2 separate regions of the Homo sapiens genome follow, and region 2 is linked to region 1. Evidence: read pairs that join two places in POLR2A ChIA-PET (ENCODE). Cell type or tissue: OCI-LY7. All regions are shown on one strand. Links, peaks and the distances in the headings refer to the core of each region. The heading gives the core; the rest is flanking DNA.

What was found. ChIA-PET counts read pairs that join two places held together with the same protein. Peaks named below come from ENCODE experiments on the same cell type or tissue, not always from the same donor. Only the 100,000 strongest peaks of a DNase experiment are listed, where the experiment ranks them.
Region 2: POLR2A ChIA-PET joins it to region 1 with 11 read pairs; 2 of 35 experiments call an interaction of 5 or more read pairs at or near these places.

Annotation. Positions count from the first base shown.
Region 1 is chr7:101,131,668-101,142,501 of GRCh38, reverse strand. It overlaps SERPINE1 (serpin family E member 1), which reads right to left. Exons shown (of 9, transcript NM_000602.5): 4 at 10,433-10,627; 5 at 8,609-8,807; 6 at 6,908-7,008; 7 at 6,701-6,787; 8 at 5,418-5,501; 9 at 3,255-5,097. The coding sequence ends at 5,060. Among named protein-coding and RNA genes, the nearest start is that of SERPINE1, 10 kb to the right of the region's middle. RefSeq lists enhancers at 3,615-4,390, 6,679-7,180. In OCI-LY7, for the core only: CTCF peaks have their summits at 3,868 and 4,073 (motif pointing right); DNase peaks (open chromatin) are centred at 3,841 and 4,121; H3K4me3 peaks cover 214 bases.
Region 2 is chr7:100,621,967-100,631,493 of GRCh38, reverse strand. TFR2 (transferrin receptor 2) reads left to right here. Exons shown (of 18, transcript NM_003227.4): 9 at 442-605; 10 at 2,122-2,241; 11 at 3,188-3,270; 12 at 3,358-3,421; 13 at 3,520-3,587; 14 at 3,674-3,750; 15 at 3,833-3,917; 16 at 4,003-4,230; 17 at 4,591-4,731. It overlaps LOC124901709 (a long non-coding RNA gene), which reads right to left and starts at 9,372. Exons shown (of 3, transcript XR_007060454.1): 1 at 8,940-9,372; 2 at 269-338. It overlaps LOC124901710 (a long non-coding RNA gene), which reads left to right and starts at 4,744. Exons shown (of 2, transcript XR_007060455.1): 1 at 4,744-5,144; 2 at 5,264-6,940. RefSeq lists enhancers at 3,534-4,296, 4,594-4,888, 4,297-5,061 and silencers at 4,539-4,598, 4,659-4,798. In OCI-LY7, for the core only: CTCF peaks have their summits at 1,772 and 1,972; DNase peaks (open chromatin) are centred at 1,973 and 4,713; H3K4me3 peaks cover 1,004 bases; H3K27ac peaks cover 379 bases.

The DNA.
Region 1 (10,834 bases), core at 1,064-9,063:
GCGCACCTGTAGTCCCAGCTGCTTGGGAGGCTGAGACAGGATTGTTTGAGCCCAGCAGTTCAAGGCTGCAGTGAGCTGTGATTGCACCACTGCACTCCAGCCTAAACAACAGAGACCCCCTCTCTAAAATAATGATAATAATGAGATCAAGTTACTCAACCTCTCTGTGTCTCAGTTTTCCTGAGTGCTTGCTACTTTTTTTTTTTTTTTTTTTTTTGAGACGGAGTCTCACTCTGTTGCCCAGGCTGGAGTCCAGTGGCGTGATCTCGGCTCGTTGCAAGCTCTGCCTCCTGGTTTCACGCCATTCTCCTGCCTCAGCCTCCTGAGTAGCTGGGACTACAGGCACCCGCCACTGCGCCTCGTTAATTTTTTGTGTGTTTTTAGTGGAGACGGGGTTTCACCAACCTGGCCAGGCTGGTCTTGAACTCCTGACCTCGTGATCCACCCGCCTTGGCCTCCCAAAGTGCTGGGATTACAGGTGTGAGCCACCACACCCGGCCTAATTTTTGTATTTTTAGTAGAGACAGGGTTTCACCTTGTTGGCCAGGCTGGTCTCAAACTCCTGACCTCAGGTGATCCGCCCACCTTGGCCTCCTAAAGTGCTGGGATTACAGGCCTGAGCCACCACGCCCAGCCGCTTGCTACTATTATTTCAACAAAGCTTACTTGAGAAACCACCTAAAAAAATGATTTCAAAAAAAGATGGTGTCTCCTTGACAAATTTGCTTTTGACTGAATATTTTTACCATTAAGGGATTTACAACATTCATACTCTTTGCCCACAGATGAGCAGATAAATAATTCCACTGTTTGAGGTTTACAAGAAATGTACAATAACGGTAGCTGGAGGCAGATCTTGTTAATTTTTCATCCCTAAAGAACAGCGGGCCAGGCATGGTGGCCCAGCACTTTGTGATCACAGTACTTTGGGAGGCCGAGACAGGTGGATTGCTTGAGCCTAGGAATTCGAGACCAGCCTGGGCAATATAGTGAGACACCATCTCTCCAAAAAATGCAAATATTAGCAGGGCTTGGCGGCGCACACCTGTGGTCCCAGCTACTCGGGAGGCTGAGGTGCGAGGATGGCTTTGGGCCCAGGAGATGGAGGCTGTAATAAGCTAAGATTGTGCCACTGCACTTTTGCCTCAGCAACAAAGCGAGACCCTGTCTTAAAAGAAAAAAAAAAATAGAGAAGGGAAGACAAACTTAGAACAGGCAAGGGACAGGGCCAGGCAAAGTCAAACAGGGCTGGGCAGGTCTCGTGCTGTGAGTCTACATCATTTTTGTCCTCACAATAGCTGAGAGTCTGTTAAATGGGGCATTTCCTGGAACAAGCCTCCTCTGTGGTGAGGGGGCTTTTTGAAGAACTCTTTTTCCTCTAGAGCCATCTCAGCATGGATGAGCAGTTTTTGAACTGTATACTGCAGAGTTAGGGCTAATTTGTTCTGCTTTTTGAAGCATTTTGTGCAAAAAGAGGCTGTTTAGCTTTCCAAGCAAATCTGTTAGAGACAGGTAACTTTTCAGCCACTAGCCTGGGGCCTGGAATTAGTCATACTTTCAGGGTATAAGGAGGTTGAAAGGTACACCTGAGCCAAGCTGGGCATGGTGGCTCACAACTGTAATCCCAGCAATTTGGGAGGCCGAGGCAGGAGGATTGTTTGAGCCCAAAAGTTCAAAACATGGTGCAACCCCGTCTCTACAAAAAATTGTTTAAAAAGCAATAGAAATGAGCTGGGTGTTCAGGGGGCTGCATCTCTGAATCCTATCTTCAGGGTTCTGGAGTTAGACAGTATACAAGTTCAACAGATGGTTATTGGTCTTTTTTCAGTTTAAAAAATTATTTTTGAATATTTGAACAGAAACTAATGGAGGGAAGTGTGCCCTCTGCCAAAAGCCTTCGAGATGCTGGAGAAAGATAATAAAAGACTTTTCAGGAAGCCATTTTCAAGAAGATGCTAGAGTATATATAACAAGAGAGCCTTGTTTTCAAGAAACCTGATACCTTGATGGGCTTGGGGAGGGTAAGACACACACACACAAAGCTAAGGAACACTCGAGAATCCAAGCACTGTTACAGACCAGGGAGAAGAAAACTCAGTCAGTGTCGAGTTGAGAGTGATGATGTTTTGATCCCCTTCCTTCCTTCCTTCCTTCCTTCCCTCCCTCCCTCCCTCCTTTCCTTCCTTCCTTCCTTTCTTTTTCTTTCTTTCTTTCTTTCTTTCTTTCTTTCTTTCTTTCTTTCTTTCTTTCTTTCTTTCTTTCTTTCTTTCTTTCGTTCTTTCTTTCTTTTTCTTTTTCTTTCTTTCTTTCTCTCTTTCTTTATTTTTCTCTCTCTTTCCTCTGTCTTTCTCTCTCTCTTTCTCTCTTTCTTTTCTTAGAGGAAGAGTCTCACTATGTTGTCCAGGCTGGTCTGAAACTCCTGGCCTCAAGCAATCTTCCTGCCCCGGCCTCCCAAAGTGCTGAGATTACAGGCGTGGGCCACTGCGCCGGACCTGAGAGTGATATTGGCTGGATCCATGGGAAGTCCTAGGTGGAGGAACTGGAACTTGAGCTGGGTTTGAAGAATGGGGAGTGGGAGTAGAGGGGTGGGAAGCATTTGGTGCTGGAAGGAAGTGTCATGAACAGAGTTGGGAACCCACAGTGACAGTGACTTACGAGCAGGCCCATCTGCATAAGTGGAAAGTTTATGGCAGGGGAACATTTTTTTCCTTTTTGAGGATGATTCCCAGGGGCAGAATCAACTTATCCTTGGGGCTTGTGGCAGAGCTGAGGTGACCATTTCATGGACTCCCCCATGTTGGGCCAACCTGGATGTAGGAAGGTCTCTTCCACCCATGAGGTCTATGGACCAACAGGATTTTGATTCTGGGTTTGTTGTTGTCTTTGTAGTTGTTGTTTTTTGAGAGGGAGTCTCGCTCTGCCACCCAGCCTGGAGTTCAGTGATGCAATCTCAGCTCACTGCAACCTCTGCCTCCTGGCTTCAAGTGATTCTCCTGCCTCAGCCTCCCGAGTAGCTGGGATTACAGGCGCCAGCCACCACGCCCGGCTAATTTTTGTATTTTTAGTAGAGACGGGGTTTCACCATGTTGTCCAGGCTGGTCTCAAACTCCTGACCTTAGGTGATCCACCCACCTCGGCTTCCCAAAGTGCTGGGATTACAGGCATGAACCACCACACCTGGCCTAGGCTTCTGATTTCTTGTACCACCGGTGTGAAATGGAGAAGGTGAAGGCAGTGACTGTCCTGACATATTCTTCGTATTTATTTATTTTATTATTTTTTTGAAACATTTTTACATGTTTATTTATCAAAAGTGAAAAAGCATACAATTCAACACAATTTCAATAGCATTTGACACCACCCCTGTGGATCCTGTACATGGCTGACGTCACCGTCCAGTGCAAAATCAAAAAAGAAAGAAAGAAAAACCCCAAAGAAAGAGGATTTTTCAGTGGAGAACATGGTGGGCTGATTAGGCTTCTATTAGATTACATTCATTTCACATCTGTGTGCAATTCTCCCATAAATTGGTCTTTAAAATATATATATATATTTAAAGATATTAGAAATATATATTTAAGTATATTTAAAATATATATATTTTTAAAGAGACGGGGGTCTTGGTATGTTGCCCAGGCTGGTCTTGAACTCCTGGGCTCAAGCAATCCTCCCGCCTTGGCCTCCCAAAGTGCATTACATCCATCTTTGTGCCCTACCCTCTGGCTGGTAGGTTTTCAGAAATATTATCTAAGGTAGTTGAATCCGAGCTGCCTGTCTCTCTCACCCACCCCCCCCTCACGTGTCCACTGCTCACACACAGCAGCCGGAAATGACACATTGAAGTGAGTCACCAATGCGGCTGTGAGTCACCCTGTAATTGGGGAAAGTTCTGTCCTGGTAGGTCATGCAGCCCCTTGCATTTCTGCTCCTAAATCTATTGAACACATTGGAAACCACTCTGTCCTCATCTGAGTCTCTGTCCCCCCACTCCGTCCTTTTGATCCCCTGAAGGAGGATGAAATTGTATGGTCAATTTCCATCAAGGGGAAAAAGAGGGGCGCGGGGGGCGCGAGGGTCTCAGGCGGCCACAAGGTGGCAGTGTGGGCTCCGTCACGCTGGATGTCCGGAGGGGTGTGTGCCAGTCAAGTGGCTGGACTTCCTGAGATACGGTGACACAGACCACAAAGAAACACTAGGAGCGAGTTTAAATAATATTATTTTCCTTAGTAGTTCTCTTTCTCTCTAACAAGCACTCAAGGGCAAGGATATGATAAATATTTAGGTACACCCCTCCCCACCAAGAGATTGGGGGGTGAAGAGCTGGGCACGCATCTGACATTTCTTCCTCTATTCCTATAAAAATAAAAGGAAGCAGAAATCTGCTTCAATGAGTAAACAAGTCACCTACACTCCAAAATAACCCATGCACACTGTTTCTGGGGAGGGAGATGGCCAGGCCAGGAGAGTTGGGCCACATGATGGGGGACATTCACTCTGCCACCTGCAGCACCCCTGTACTGGGGAGGGGTGGCCAGTGCCACAGTGGACTCTGAGATGAAAGGGTGTTTCTTCCACTGGCCTTTGGCCTGTCACCAGCCTCCTCCGCGGTGGCAGGCAGTACAAGAGTGATGGCAATGTGACTGGAACAGAAATAGTTTCTACCAGGCACACAAAAGCTCCTGTAAGCCCCGTAGTTCCATCCTGCAAAGGGCCTCAGTGGGAACCAGGTCTGCAGACCCGAGTGGGCAGAGAGACGGGTGGAAGCAGGTGCCCCAGATGGTCCCGCAGGCGTCACCGTCTGGTTTGGAGACCTTAAGGGAGTTGTGCTTCAAACTTCTCTCCCAGGGTCTCAGGTGGAGACTAGGGAGTTTGACCTAAAGGTCCTCCAAGGAGAGGCCAAGGTCTTGGAGACAGATCTGGTTTACCATCTTTTAACAAAAGGCAAATGTCTTCTCTTCCTTCAGAAAGAGTCATTAACACTAAAATTCTTTTCTTCGGAGTTTCTTCTTTCCCGATGCATCTCCAGTTTTGTCCCAGATGAAGGCGTCTTTCCCCAGGGTCAGGGTTCCATCACTTGGCCCATGAAAAGGACTGTTCCTGAGGGTGGAAGAACCATGGGGGTTGAGAAGCAGAAGGAGTGGGACAGCTCATCAGGCTGGATGTGGGTGGAAGGACTGAGATCTAGGCAGATGAGTGAGCTGTCTGGAGTCGCAGCTGCCTGAGTCACAGAGCGGGGACCCGGCACTGTCTGTGGGTGATAGAAGGTAGCCTCCTCTTGGGACAGGAAGCAGGGTAGGGTTATGGGTTCCCTGCCCAGAGCCCTCTCAGGGATAGAGGGATGTCTGCATCTGTCGGGACTAGTTCCTGAGAGAAAGAATGGGTGGGAGGATGTGGAACGTGATGGGTTCCAGGCTCACCTGTGGGGTTGTGCCGGACCACAAAGAGGAAGGGTCTGTCCATGATGATCTCCTCGGGGGCCATGCGGGCTGAGACTATGACAGCTGCAAGAGAAGGGACAATGTCTTAGAACAGAGGGATGCTGGCACTGGCACCACCCCCACCCCCGCCGTTTTTCTTAGAGACAGGGTCTCCCTCTGTCGCCCAGGTGGGAGTGCAGTGGCACCTTCATGGCTCACTGCAGCCTTGAACTCATGGGCTCAAGTGATCCTCCCACCTCAGTCTCCCAAGTAACTGGGGCTACAGGTGCATGCCACCATGCCTGGCTAATTTTTTTCTAATTTTTGTAGAGACACAGTCTCATTATATTGCCCAGGCTGGTCTCAAATTCCTGGGCTCAAGCGATCCTCCTGCCTCGGCCTCCCAAAGTGCTGGGATTACAGGTGTGAGCCACTAAGCCCAGCTGGAAGTTGTTTGTTTTCCTGAATATGAACCTTAAAAGTTTAGGGACATCCTCTGAGACCTGGTTTCCTCCAGGAGCTTGGTAGCAATGGATCAGCTCTTCCCTTACACACATTTATCTAAATCCTTTAAGGGCTTATTGATAAGCTCTTTCTTTTCTTTTCTTCTCTTTCTTTCTCTTTCTTTCTTTCTTTCTTTCTTTCTTTCTTTCTTTCTTTCTTTCTTTCTTTCTTTCTTTTCTCTCTCTCTCTCTTTCTTTCTTTCTTTTCTTCAGAGTCATGCTCTATTGCCCAGGCTGGAGTGCAGCAGCGTGATCTCGGCTCACTGCAACCTCTGCCTCCTGGATTCAAGTGATTCTCCTGCCTCAGCCTCCCAAGTAGCTGGGACTACAGGCACATGCCACCACGCCTGCCTAATTTTTGTATTTTTAGTAGAGATAGGGTTTTGCCATGTTGCCCAGGCTGGTCTCGAATTCCTGACCTCAAGTGATCCACCTGCCTTGGTCCCCCAAAGCGCTGGGATTACAGGTGGGAGCCACCATGCCCAGCCTGATAAGCATGTTTCTTAAGTTTACTTCCCACTGTGGGAACAACTTGGGTTTTTCTTTAGGAGGCCTTTTCACAGTCAGGGAACTTAGGAGCCATCAGGCGAGGAAACAGGGTTCCATGGTCCCAAGCCCGTTTTCCAGGCTGAGAAACAGGTGGGGAGTGGGTGATGGCTGAGCACAGACAGAGCTGCTCTGTGCCGAGAGGGCTGCGGGGTCCTTTCCGGGTCTGGGGACCAGTTATCCTGAAGGGCGATGGAGGCGACACCCGTGGAGCCTCACCTGAGCCAGACTCACCTGTGGATGAGGAGGCCACCGTGCCACTCTCGTTCACCTCGATCTTCACTTTCTGCAGCGCCTGCGCGACGTGGAGAGGCTCTTGGTCTGAAACAGATGTGGATACAGGATTAGATCAGCTGCCGCTCTCAAGGAGAGGTTCCTTTTTCCTCTTAGGGGCCCCCGCAGTCCACTGGGGTGAGAAAATGCAAAGGAAAGTCTTCTTACCTGAAAGACTCGTGAAGTCAGCCTGAAACTGTCTGAACATGTCGGTCATTCCCAGGTTCTCTAGGGGCTTCCTGAGGTCGACTTCAGTCTCCAGGGAGAACCTGCAGATAGCAGCAAGAGGCTGCTCAAGCCGGGGTCCCCTCTGGCTGGCAGCTCCCACCTTTCCCCATCCCCTACCAGGTGTCCCCCGAATCAAGTGGCCAGAATAGGGACGGAGGTGAAGGTTGGAGAGGGAGGCCTGGTTCGTTCGTTCTTTCTTTCCTTTCTTTTTCTTTCTTTCTTTCTTTCTTTCTTTCTTTCTTTCTTTCTTTCTTTCTTTCTTTCTTTCTTTCTCTCTCTCTCTTTCTTTCTCTCTCTCTTCTTTCCTTTCCTTTCCTTCCTTCCTTCCTATTTTTCTTTTTTTTTTTTTGAAACAGATTCTTGCTCTGTCCCCCAGGCTGGAGTGCAGTGGCGTGATCTCGGCTCACTGCAGCCTCCACCTCCCAGGTTCATGTGATTCTCTGGCCTCAGCCTCCGGAGTAGCTGGGATCATAGGCGCTCGCTACCACGGCTGGCTAATTTTTGTATTTTTAATAGAGACAGGGTTTCACCATGTTGGCCAGGCTGGTCTCAAACTCCTGACCTCAAGTGATCCGCCCGCCTTGGCCTCCCCAAATGCTGAGATTACAGGCATGAGCCACCACACCCAGCCGGCCTGGTTCTTCTTCTAAAGCTGTTTACAAAGTCCCCCCTTAGAGCTGAAAATCCTAATATTCATGAACATTCTTCTGCAATCTCCCCACCCCCTCCCACCTATGACTAATTACTTTCCTCAAATAAGACAGTAGTTTCAGCATAATTTTATTCAGCCTGGCTGGGGTGGGGGAAGCTAAGGGCAAATTCTCCTGCAAGGATGTTGGAACAAAAATCTGTTCTGCAGATTGTGTTTCTGAGAGCTAACCCTGAAGAGGACTCAAGCAGGGGGCCTTTGTGCACTCTCTGCTTCTCACCAGGGCACAACTAATTACCTCCATTTTTATGAGCCAGAGAGAGAGGAGAAAAAAAAAAAAGAGGAAGAGAGAGGATGCAAGTGAGAGCACGCACCAGCTAACCAACTAAATTCTCCTCTTTCCCCAAGCCTGGCATTATAGCATCCGGAAATTTGGGATGAGCGTGGTGGGAGGCTTCCCTATAATTCTGGAGTTCCCCAGCTCCAGCCTTCTCCTTCTGCAGAAAGATTTCAAAAAATCTCTTTGCTTCCTTCTGCAGAAGGATTTCGAAAAATCTGCTTTCTTGGAACCCCAGCTAGAAGCTGCGCTTTGAGCTGCTCCGTCCTTGGAAGTGATTTCTTTTGTTTGGATGTTGACTTGAAAGGGTTGGGGATGGAAGTGCTGATGGGGCGACCCTAAGTAGATGTGGACTGATTGGGCCCCCACCTCCCTCATTTCTCTGACTCTCCTTTTGGGGGCTTTTGCTGGGTATTCTGGGGATAGTCAATGTGGGGGTGTGGTCAGGAAGAGCTGTCCCCTGCCCTCCAGCAGAAACAGGGGGAGGGATGATTGCAAGACTCATAATCAAACCCAGGCCACAGTTTCCCATCAGCCTCCCACACATGCATGTCCTGCAAGCATCACAGATCTGGGAAATTCAACCTGGGGGCGGTGACTTTAGGGAGCCAGGAGAGAGGGGTTGGTAGGTCGGGGAGATAGCGGGGTGGCTTACTTGGGCAGAACCAGGAGGCGGGGCAGCCTGGTCATGTTGCCTTTCCAGTGGCTGATGAGCTGGGCACTCAGAATGTTGGTGAGGGCAGAGAGAGGCACCTCTTTTTCATAAGGGGCAGCAATGAACATGCTGAGGGTGTCCCCGTGGTAGGGCAGTTCCAGGATGTCGTAGTAATGGCCATCGGGCGTGGTGAACTCAGCTGTGAAGACGACAAGATGGTTCGTTGGAAATGGCTCCAGCTCTCGCTGATGGCAACCCAGCACTGGGTTTTCACCTAGTTCTCCTGGCTTCTCCACTATTTCTGGAAGCCAGGCTCTCTCTCGCTCTTGGCTTTTGGGTATCCCCTGTTCACTGCTCCCCTATTCAGTATTTTAATTTCTATTTCCCTTCTCTTCTGCCAATTCAGTATCTTCTAATTTCTCTCTCTCTGTGTGTGTGCATGTGTGTGTGTGTGTGTGTGTGTGTAAGAGACAGGGTCTCACTGTCACACAGACTGGAGCGCAGTGGTGCAATCATAGCTCACTGCAGCCTCCGAATCCGGTTCAAATGTTCCTCCCGCCTCAGCTTCTGTATTTTGTTTGTTTGTTTGTTTGTTTGTTTTGAGAAGGAGTCTCACTCTGTCGCCCAGGCTGGAGTGCAATGGCATGATCTCGGCTCACTGCAACCTCCCCCTCCCGGGTTCAATAGATTCTCCCACCTCAGCCTCCTGAGTAGCTGGAATTACAGGCACCTGCTATCATGCCCAGCTAATTTTTGTATTTTTATACAGATGGGGTTTCACCATGTTGGCCAGGCTGGTCTTGAACTCCTGACCTCAGGTCATCCACCCGCCTTGACCTCCCAAAGTGCTGGGAATACAGGCGTGAGCCACCGTGCCTGGCCTCACCTCAGCTTCTTGAGTAGACTACAGATGCATGTCACCAAGCCTGGCTAATTAAAAAAAATTTTTTTTTTGTAGAGGCAGGGTCTTGCTATGCTGCCCAGACTGGTATTCAACTTCTGGCCTCAAGCAATCCCCCTTCTCAGCCTCCCAAAGTGCTGGGATTATAGGCGTGAGTCGCCGCGCCAGGCCTTCTCTGTCTCTTTTGGCCTTCCTTCACTTCCATTTTCCCCACACCCAGCCACCAGTTCATCCCAGTCCTCATCCTTTTTTTTTTTTTTTTTTTTTTGAATGGAATTTCACTCTTTTGCCCAGGCTGGGGTGAAGTGGCTCAATTTCGTTCGGCTCACTGCAACCTCCACCTCCCGGGCTCAAGTGATTCTCCTGCCTCAGCCTCCCGAGTAGCTGGGATTACAGGCGCCTGCCACCACACCTGGCTAATTTTTGCATTTTTAGTAGAGACAGGGTTTCACCATGTTGGCCAGGCTGGTCTCAAACTCCTGACCTCAAACTCCTGATCCACCTGCCTTGGCCTCCCAAAGTGCTGGGATTACAGGCGTGAGCCACAGCACCTGGAGTCCTCATCCTCTTAACCTCAACTCCCCCAGCAGGATTTCTCATCCCCAGGTAATCACACTAGCAACACACGAAGATGAGACCCTGGAGTCAGGTGGACAAATGTGGCCCTGAGGGAATCTCTGGATTTCAGCTTCTTCATCCTTCATGGGATAAACCTCCTGTCTTCTGTTCCCATTATCCTGATGTCTCCTGCTTGGGAAATCTTTGTCAAAGCTGGAGTATATTCTAGGGTCTCTCCTCCCTTAAAGGGGAGCATTCCCTGTGGTCTTCCTCCCTCAGAGGGTGACATTTTGGGTATTCCTTGGGAGACCCCAGGAATGAGATGCAGTTGCTGTGGGCTGTGGGGAAGGGGCTCTTGGACTTACTATAGTTGAACTTGTTGGTCTGAGCCATCATGGGCACAGAGACAGTGCTGCCGTCTGATTTGTGGAAGAGGCGGCGGTGGGTGCTGGAGTCGGGGAAGGGAGTCTTCCACTGGCCGTTGAAGTAGAGGGCATTCACCAGCACCAGCCGTGTCAGCTGGTCCACGGCTCCTTTCCCAAGCAAGTTGCTGATCATACCTATGGGAAAATCAATGATCAGGAAGATCAGGAAGTTAGACGATTTTGTTGTTGTTGTTGTTGTTGTTTTGAGATGGAGTCTCACTCTATTGCCAGGCTGGAGTGCAGTGGCGCGATCTCGGCTCGCTGCAACCTCTGTCTCCGGGGTTCAAGCAATTCTCCTGCCTCAGCCTCCCGAATAGCTGGGATTACAGGCGCCTGCCACCA
Region 2 (9,527 bases), core at 101-8,100, 510 kb after region 1:
CCCCCACCACGCCCGGCTAATTTTTGTATTTTTAGTAGAGGGTTTCACCATGTTGGCCAGACTGGTCTCGAACTCCTGACCTAGTGATCCGCCCATCTCGGCCTCCCAAAATGCTGGGATTACAGGTGTGAGCCACCATGCCTGGCCGGGACCCTGACTCTTTAAAAAAAAAAAAAAAAAAAAAAAAAGTGACTCTTCTGGATGGACACAGCCTTTCTCCAGGGTCTACTGTCTGGCAACTAAAGTTCCCACTGGATTGCACACCTACCTCAGCTGAGAACCATCCAAGGCAGCCCTGACTGCACTGCCCTACCCAGGCAGCGTCCAGAGGCAGCGATCTGGAGCCAGAAAGGGTGGGAGGGAAAGAAATAAGGAAAAGAGTGATTTGGACTCTTCTGGGTCTCTCTACAACTTCCCCCTTTCTGCCTTCCTCCTCTCCAGGAAGCTCAAAGGCCCTGTGGCCCCCCAAGAATGGCAGGGGAGCCTCCTAGGCTCCCCTTATCACCTGGGCCCCGGGCCACGACTGCGGCTAGTGGTCAACAATCACAGGACCTCCACCCCCATCAACAACATCTTCGGCTGCATCGAAGGCCGCTCAGAGCCAGGTATGCTGTGTGTCCAGTATCACTCACAGCTGGTGGTGGGCTGGGGGAATTTCTGCCCATACACCCTGGCAAGATAGGGGGCTGGTGCAGGAGGCCCCAAGAGGGGACAGGAGTGGTGCCCAGAGGAGGGAAGCTGGCAAGTTGAGGCTGAACTGGGTCTGATGGTGGCAGCAGTGAACAGACCTCACCTTCCAGCCTGTCTAGTGATGGAATGGGGGTTGTTGCCCAGTAGTGAGCTCCCCAGCACTGGAAGTGAGTAAGCCTAAGTTGGATGATGTTGTAATAGAAACTCAAGCATGGGCCGGGTGTGGTGGCTCACGCCTGTAATCCCAGCACTTTGGGAGGCCCAGGCAGGTGGATCACTTGAGGTCAGGAGTTTGAGACCAGCTTGGCTAACATGGTGAAACCCCGTCTCTACTAAAAATACAAACATTAGCTGGGCCCGGTGGCATGCATCTGTAATTCCAGCTATTCCGGAGGCTCGGACAGGAGAATCACTTGAACCCAGGAGGTGGAGGCTGCTGTGAGCCGAGATTGTGCCATTGCACTCCAGCCTGGGCAACAGAGCAAGACTTTGTCTCAAGAAAAAGAAAAAAAAGAGAAAGAAAGAAAGAGAGAAAGAGAAAGAAAAAAAGAAAGAAAGAGAGAGAGAGAAAGGAAGGAAGGAAGGAAGGAAGGAAGGAAGACTCAAGCATGAAAGAAAGATCAGATCAGATTAGATAGAAGCATAGATGGCCCTTTCAAGCATAGCTAGATGTGGATGGCAGTGGAGAATTAAAATAAGTAATTGACAGATGGGGCAACAAAGCCAAGACTTCACAAAAAATTTAAAAATAAGAGAAATTGGCTGGGTGCGGTGGCTCACGCCTGTAATCCCAGCACTTTGGAAGGCCGAGGTGGGCGGATCATGAGGTCAGGAGATCGAGACCATCCTGGCTAACATGGTGAAACCCTGTCTACTAAAAATACAAAAAAATTAGCTGGGCATGGTGGCAGGCGCCTGTACTCCCAGCTACTCAGGAGGCTGAGGCAGGAGAATGGCGTGAACCCGGGAGGTGGAGCTTGCCGTGAGCCAAGATCGTGCCACTGCACTCCAGCCTGGGCAACAGAGCGAGACTCCAAAAAATAAATTAAATAAATAAATAAGTAAGTAAGTAAAAGAAATTAGCCGAGCATGGTGGCACACATCTGTGGTCCCAGCTACTTGGGAGGCTCAGGCAGGAGGATGGCTTGAGCCAGGGAGTTTGAAGCTGCAGTGAGCTATGATCACACCACTGCACACTCCAGCCTGGGTGACAGAAACCTTGTAAGTCCAGAATGACCTCAGGCACCCAGCTGAAGGAGCACACCATCCAGGAAGGGCCAAGTGGGGAGGGGCGCCCTCTTTAGGGACTGGAGGGACTGCAGGGCTAGGGTTGCCGGAATTGTGATGGGCTGAGAGACACAGGCAGATGGAGGATGCCCCCAGGGTGCAGGGTGCAGTGTCAGAAGTGGGTCCCAAACATCCCCTCCCCAGATCACTACGTTGTCATCGGGGCCCAGAGGGATGCATGGGGCCCAGGAGCAGCTAAATCCGCTGTGGGGACGGCTATACTCCTGGAGCTGGTGCGGACCTTTTCCTCCATGGTGAGCAACGGTAAGGTCAGGGCCAGGGCCTGGGCCTGGGCTAGGCAGCGGTGGGCCTGTGGCCCGAGGAGGATAGGGCAGAGAGGCAGTGAGGGACACAGACTGGCCAGTGGTCACTTGGACCTCGGCATCCACATTGTACCTGAGTGGCCCTGGGCCAGTCACTTCACCTCTATTTCGTCACCTAAAAATGAAAGTGAGGCCGGGTGCGGTAGCTCACGCCTGTAGTCCCAGCACTTTGGGAGGCCGAGGCAGATGGATCACCTGAGGTCAGGAGTTTGAGACCAGCCTAGCCAACATGGTGAAACCCTCTACTAAAAATACAAAAATTAGCCAGGCGTGGTGGAGGGCGCCTGTAATCCCAGCTACTAGGGAGGCTGAGGCAGGAGAATCGCTTGAACCTGGGAGGCGGAGTTTGCAGTAAGCCGAGATCGCACCACTGCACTCCAGCCTGGGCAACAGAATGAGCCTCCTTCTAAAAAAAAGAAAGAAAAGAAAAGAAAAAAAGTGACATGAATGATAATCATAGTCCATGGGTCTGTGTCAAGATTAAGCATGTTGGGCTGGACGTGATGGCTCATGCCTGTAATCCCAGCACTTTGGGAGGCCAACACAGGAGAATCGCTGGAGACCAGGAATTCAAAACCAGCCTGGGCAACATAGGGAGACTGCATCTCTACAAAAGTTTTTTAAAAATTGGCTGGACTTAGTGGTGCATGCCTGTAATCCCAGCTACTTGGGAGGCTGAGGCAAGAGGATGACTTGAACCTGAGAGGTCAAGGCTACATTGAGCCATGATTGCACCACTGCACTCCAGCCTGGGCGAGAGAGTGAGATCCTGTCTCAGAGAGAGAGACAGAGAAACAGAGACCCTGGGGGACCAGGACAGAAGAAGACAAGGGGAGGGTCTTTGCTTGGCCCCTGCTAAGCCTGTCCTCCTTCCCCTCTGTCCCCAGGCTTCCGGCCCCGCAGAAGTCTCCTCTTCATCAGCTGGGACGGTGGTGACTTTGGAAGCGTGGGCTCCACGGAGTGGCTAGAGGTGATACGGGGTCCCGGGCAGGTCGTTAGGCATTGGGGAGAGGTGGGGGTGGGGGGTTCCCACTCCACACTGGTCACCCACCCACAGGGCTACCTCAGCGTGCTGCACCTCAAAGCCGTAGTGTACGTGAGCCTGGACAACGCAGTGCTGGGTGAGCTGGGGCAGTGCCACCACCTGGCCCCCTGGGGTCCACCCTTGCCTCTGGGGCTGAGCCCTGAGCCTGGCATCCCTCCCCTCCCCTTTTTCCAGGGGATGACAAGTTTCATGCCAAGACCAGCCCCCTTCTGACAAGTCTCATTGAGAGTGTCCTGAAGCAGGCAAGAGCACCCCAGGAATAGGGGGTGAAGGGGAGTAGGTTGCGGGGAGGAGCAGAGCCTGATCAGTGCCCTTCCCCAACCCCCAGGTGGATTCTCCCAACCACAGTGGGCAGACTCTCTATGAACAGGTGGTGTTCACCAATCCCAGCTGGGATGCTGAGGTGTAAGTTGGGGGGGTAGGGAGAGCTGGGGAGGGATGTGGGGGAGCCTGAACCCACAGATCGCTCCAACCCACCTGCCCCCAGGATCCGGCCCCTACCCATGGACAGCAGTGCCTATTCCTTCACGGCCTTTGTGGGAGTCCCTGCCGTCGAGTTCTCCTTTATGGAGGTGAGACGTCCTCCCCCTGCCCCAGACACAGCGCTAGTCCTTCAGCCTGTCTGCCTCCGCCCCAGCGTCCACCCTGTCCTGGCAGGACGACCAGGCCTACCCATTCCTGCACACAAAGGAGGACACTTATGAGAACCTGCATAAGGTGCTGCAAGGCCGCCTGCCCGCCGTGGCCCAGGCCGTGGCCCAGCTCGCAGGGCAGCTCCTCATCCGGCTCAGCCACGATCGCCTGCTGCCCCTCGACTTCGGCCGCTACGGGGACGTCGTCCTCAGGCACATCGGGAACCTCAACGAGTTCTCTGGGGACCTCAAGGTTCAAGAGGCCCACCCCGCTCTTGGTCTCTGGGAGTGGGAGGCACTGCCCAGGCCAGGGGGTCCAGCCCCTTCTCTCTGCATTCCCTGGGGTCTAGGTCCTCTCTGGCAATCCAGCCCATTAACCCCCTGCCTCCAGTCTCCCAGCCCCCAGCATGTGCCATCGCCCAACCTGGCAGGTGCAGGATCTTCTCCCCACTCCCTTCATCCTGCCTCCAGCACTCTGTCCTCGTCTACCTCCTCCCTCCTGCGGCCAGGGGTCCCAGCCCCCTTCCCCATGCTAGGCGGGGGTCCTTGTCCCCATGCTAGGCGGGGGTCCTGGCCCCTGCCGCCAGCCCCAGCCCGCGCCTCCCCACCCCAGGCCCGCGGGCTGACCCTGCAGTGGGTGTACTCGGCGCGGGGGGACTACATCCGGGCGGCGGAAAAGCTGCGGCAGGAGATCTACAGCTCGGAGGAGAGAGACGAGCGACTGACACGCATGTACAACGTGCGCATAATGCGGGTGAGGCCCCGCCCTCCTCGCCCCGCCCCCAGTGTCCCGCCCCTCCCCTGGGGCTCCACCTCCTGGACCTGGCCCCGTCTGCGCGCTCCTCTCTCTCCCCGCCTACACAGTCCCGGTCCTCTGGATGCTCTCTTCCCAGTCCTGGACACGCAGTGCTCATAGATCGGTCAGGCTGGAGGACCCGAGCGATCAAAGTGATGAAATGGACAGGGAGGGCCAGCCTCTTGGCCACAGTCGCCTGGTTTACGCCTGGCAGAACTGGGACAATCCACCCTCCCCCACCCCTCCCCGCTGACTCCCCTCCTATAGCTCCCACTGCCTCCTCGACCCTTCTGGAAAGAAAAAGCATGTCCACACTGGTCCACAATACGAGGTTACAGGCTGGGAAGTGCAGAAGGCTAAAGATATTCAGAGTAAGAGAGCTGTTTTCCTTCTGATAATGAAATGGGTGAAATCCAGAAAGGCTGCCTGGAGGAGGTGTCACGTGAAAGTTAAACAAGAGCTTATTCCCTCACCAATCCCTTCTGCTTAGCTTTGAATCCTTTGCAGCCCACACCCCACCTCCAGTTCCAACTCCTCCACTTCCTTCCATTTTCTTACTCCAAGAACTCAACCCCTCAACCCTTTGATGTCAAGAAATGGGTGAGTAGGGACTGTGGCCATGGGGAAAGGTCTGCAGGGCAAAATAGTAAACAGGATCATCCTCAATGAGTGTGGGGTGAGCTGGGAACTGCAGTGTACACAGAGCCACTTGTGCACACACACTCACGGTTTTCAGAGCCAGCATGGCTACCCCTTGGAGGCTCATGTTATCTCTCCTCCTTGCATTTTCCTGCTTGTGCCCTCTGCCTGTCCCCCTTGGCCATTTACAAACCTATTGCTCTTGCTCGTTCTCCCTTGCCCAGACTAGAGTGCAGTGGCACCATCTCTGCTCACTGCAACCTCCAACTCCTGGGCTCAAGTGATCCTCCCACCTCAGCCTCCCTAGTAGCTGGGAGTACAGGCACGTGCCATGACGCCCGGCTAAATTTTTCTATTTTTTGTAGAGACAGGGTTTTACCATGTTGCCCAGGCTGGTCTCAAACTCCTGGCCTCAAGTGATCCTCCTGCCTCGGCCTCCCAAATTGCTGGGGTTACAGGCGTGAGCTACTGAACCTGGCCTTCTCCTCTCCTTCTTATATCTCTTTCTCCATTCATTCTTCTTTAACCTTTGCCTCCTCTACTGGAACAGGGGTGACCCTGGGGTGAGGCAATAGGTTGGGTATGGTTCATTCTCATTCACAGATCTTGGTTTAACCTCAGCTGTGTCAGCATGCAGAAGACAAAAACACCCACCTTTCAAAGTTGCCATACCCCTGTCCCCACCAGGGATAAAAGGGACCTGCGTGTAAGATGCATGACTTAGGCCAGGCACGGTGGCTTACGCCTGTAATCTCAGCACTTTGGGAGGCTGAGGTGGGCGGATCACCTGGGGTCAGGAGTTCGAGACCAGCCTGACCAACATGGAGAAACCCCGTCTCTACTAAAAATACAAAATTAGCTGGGCATGGTGGCACACGCCTGTAATCCCAGCTACTCAGGAGGCTGAGGCAGGAGAATCACTTGAGCCTGGGAGATGGAGGTTGCAGTGAGCCGAGAGCACGCCATTGCACTCCAGCCTGGGCAACAAGAGCGAAAATCCATCTCAAAAAAAAAAAAAAAAAGAAAAAGAAAAAGAAAAAGATGCATGACTCAGGCTCAGGGATGGAGAGGGAAGGACTCAGGACTTCAGAGCCTGCAATACAGGATTGGGCCAGACCCAGTGAATTTTATGGCTCTAGACCAGGGGTTGGTGAACTACTGCCCATTGGCCAAATTCAAACTGCCGCTTGTTTTTTTGTTTTTTTTTTTTCTGAGACGGTCTCACTCTGTTGCCCAGGCTGGAGTGCAGTAGCATGATCTGGGCTCACGGCAACCTCCACCTCCCGGGCTCAAGCAATCCTCTCACCTCACCTCAGCCTCCTGAGTAGCTGGGACTACAAGGACACACTACCACACTCCGCTAATTTTTAAAATTTTTTGTAGAGATGGGATCTCACTATATTGTCCAGGCTTGTCTCAAAATCCTGGGCTCAAGCGACTCTCCCACCTCAGCTTCCCAAGGTGCTGGGATTACAGGCGTGAGCCTCTGCTCCCTGTTTTTGTAAATAAAGTTTTATTGAAACAGCCATGCTTATTGGTTTTCACGCTCTCTATGGCTACTTTTGTGTAATAGCAGCAACGTTAAGTAGCTGCAATAAAAGCAGCATGGCCTGCAAAATCTAAAATATTTACTATCTGGCATTTCACAGAAAAAGTTTGCTGACCTTGGCTTTAGACTGTGACTTGGATCTTGAAGAACAGGCAGGATGTGGATTGATGCAAAGTAAAGAGGACATTTCAGGGTGGAGAGACCAGAATTCGGGTGTGGCAGTGAAATCAGTCTGGTTTTACTTGGAAGCGGGGTGTGGACCAGCAGAGCCAGAACAGGGGCCCCATGAAGAGGCAGAGGGGAGGGGACCACCAAATGTGGTGTTATCGATCAACTGTGGGGAGCCTCGAACACCAGGATTAGAAGTTTGGATGTTAAGGGTCTTAGCATCAAGGAAATTAGAGAGGTTTTTGAGCAGAGAGGTGATGTGAGCAAAGGGGAGTTTTTATTTTTATTTATTTTTCTTTCTTTATTTTTTGGAGACAGTGTCTTAATGTCACCCAGACTGGAGTGCAGTGGCGCGATCCCGGCTCACTGTAACCTCTGCCTGTCGGGTTCAAGTGATTCTCCCACTTCTGCCTCCCGAGTAGCTGGGACTACAGGCGCGCACAACCATGCCTAATTTTTTTTTTTTTTTTTTTTTTTGGTAGAGAAGGGGTTTCATCATGTTGGCCAGGCTGGTCTTGAACTCCTGACATCAAGTGATCTGCTCACCTCAGCCTCCCAAAGTGCTAGGATTACAGGCGTGAGCTACTGCGCCCGGCTGGGAGTTTTTGTTTTTGAAATGAGGTCTCACTGTGTTGCCCAGACTGGTATTGAACTCCTGGGCTCAAGTGATCCTCCCACCTTGGCCTCCTGAGTAGCTGGGACTATAGGTGCACACCACCACACCCGACTAATTTTTTATTTTTATTTTTGTAGAGATGAGGGTTTCCATACATTGCCCAAGCTGGTCTCAAACTCCTGAGCTCAAGTAATCCTCCTACCTTGGCCTCCCAAAGTGCTGGGATTACAGGCAGGAGCCACCATGCTGGACAACAAAGTAGAGTTTTTAGGAGTGATTTTGGTCAGATTGCAAATGTCTTGAGAGTGGCAGGTGGGAGCAAATGCTCATAGGTGGGGACTGGACCGATGTCAGGTGTTTAGAAGGAGAAATTGACAGATTTGATGTTGAGGGAAGAGGAGGAGAATAATAATAATAGTTGTCTTAGAATAGAAGAATAATAAAATAGCAGTTGCCATTTGTTTTTGTTTGTTTTTTGAGACGGAGTCTCGCTCTGTCACCAGACTGGAGTGCAGTGGCACGATCTCGGCTCGCTGCAACCTCCGCCTCCCGGGTTAAAGCTATTCTCCTGCCTCAGCCTTCTGAGTAGCTGGGACAACAGGCATGTGCCACCACACCCAGCTAATTTTTGTATTTTTAGTAGAGACGGGGTTTCGCCATGTTGGCCAGGATGGTCTTGATCTCTTGACCTCGTGATCTACCCACCTTGGCCTCCCAAAGTGCTGGGATTACAGGCATCAGCCACTGTGCCCGGCCTGTTTGTTTGTTTGTTTGTTTGGTTTTGTTTTCTGAGACAGAGTCTTGCTCTGTCACCCAGGCTGGAGGGCAGTGGCACGATCTTGGCTCACTGCAACGTCCGCCTCTTGGGTTCAGGCTATTCTTGTGCCTCAGCCTCCTGACTAGATGGGATTACAGGGACACATCAGCATACCTGGCTAAATTTTTTGTATTTGTAGTAGAGACAGGGTTTTGCCATGTTGGCCAGGCTGGTCTCAAACTCCTGACCTCAGATGATCCACCCGCCTCAGCCTCTGAAAGTGCTGGGATTACAGGCATGAGCCACTGTGCCCAGCTGCAGTTACCATAGTAGAAGGTTACCACATGCTAGAGGATTTATTTCATTTGCTTCCCCCAGCGCTGAGGTTGCTAGTATTATATCCAGAAACTGGGGCTAGGAGAGGCTAAGAAACTTACCTGAAATCATATAGTTAGTAAGTGGAAGAGCCGAAATTGGAGGCCAGGTAGTCTACCTTCAAAGCCTGTGCTCACCCCATGCTCACTCCCCTTTGAGGGTGACAGCTTGACACCTGCAGAAAGCCATGGGCCACATGAGTGTGGGCCCAACGCCCAGGTTTGGGAAGAGATCGGTACTGATATGTCCAGGTGCTCCCAAACCCAGTGGGGAGGTCCAGATGGCTGGAGGGCAGGATTCCAGTGGGTCACTGGGTGGGGAGATTTGGCATCTGTCCCCACAGAGGTCCTGGTTGACATCAGGGGCACAGATGAGCTCTGTGAGTGAATGATGGAGGCCTTAAAAAGATGTGAGCATCTGAAAATCAGCTGGGTATGGTGGCACGTGCCTGCACTCCCAACTACTCAGGAGGCTAAGGCGGGAAGATCACTTGACCTCTGGGGTTTGGGTTGCAGTGAGCTGTGATTGCACCACTGCACTCCAGCCTGGGTGACAGTGAGACCCTGTCTCTAAAAATAAAAGATGTGAGCATCTGAGATCACCCCCTAGAGATTCTGATTTTACTGGGGCGGTGCCCAGGCAATGATAAT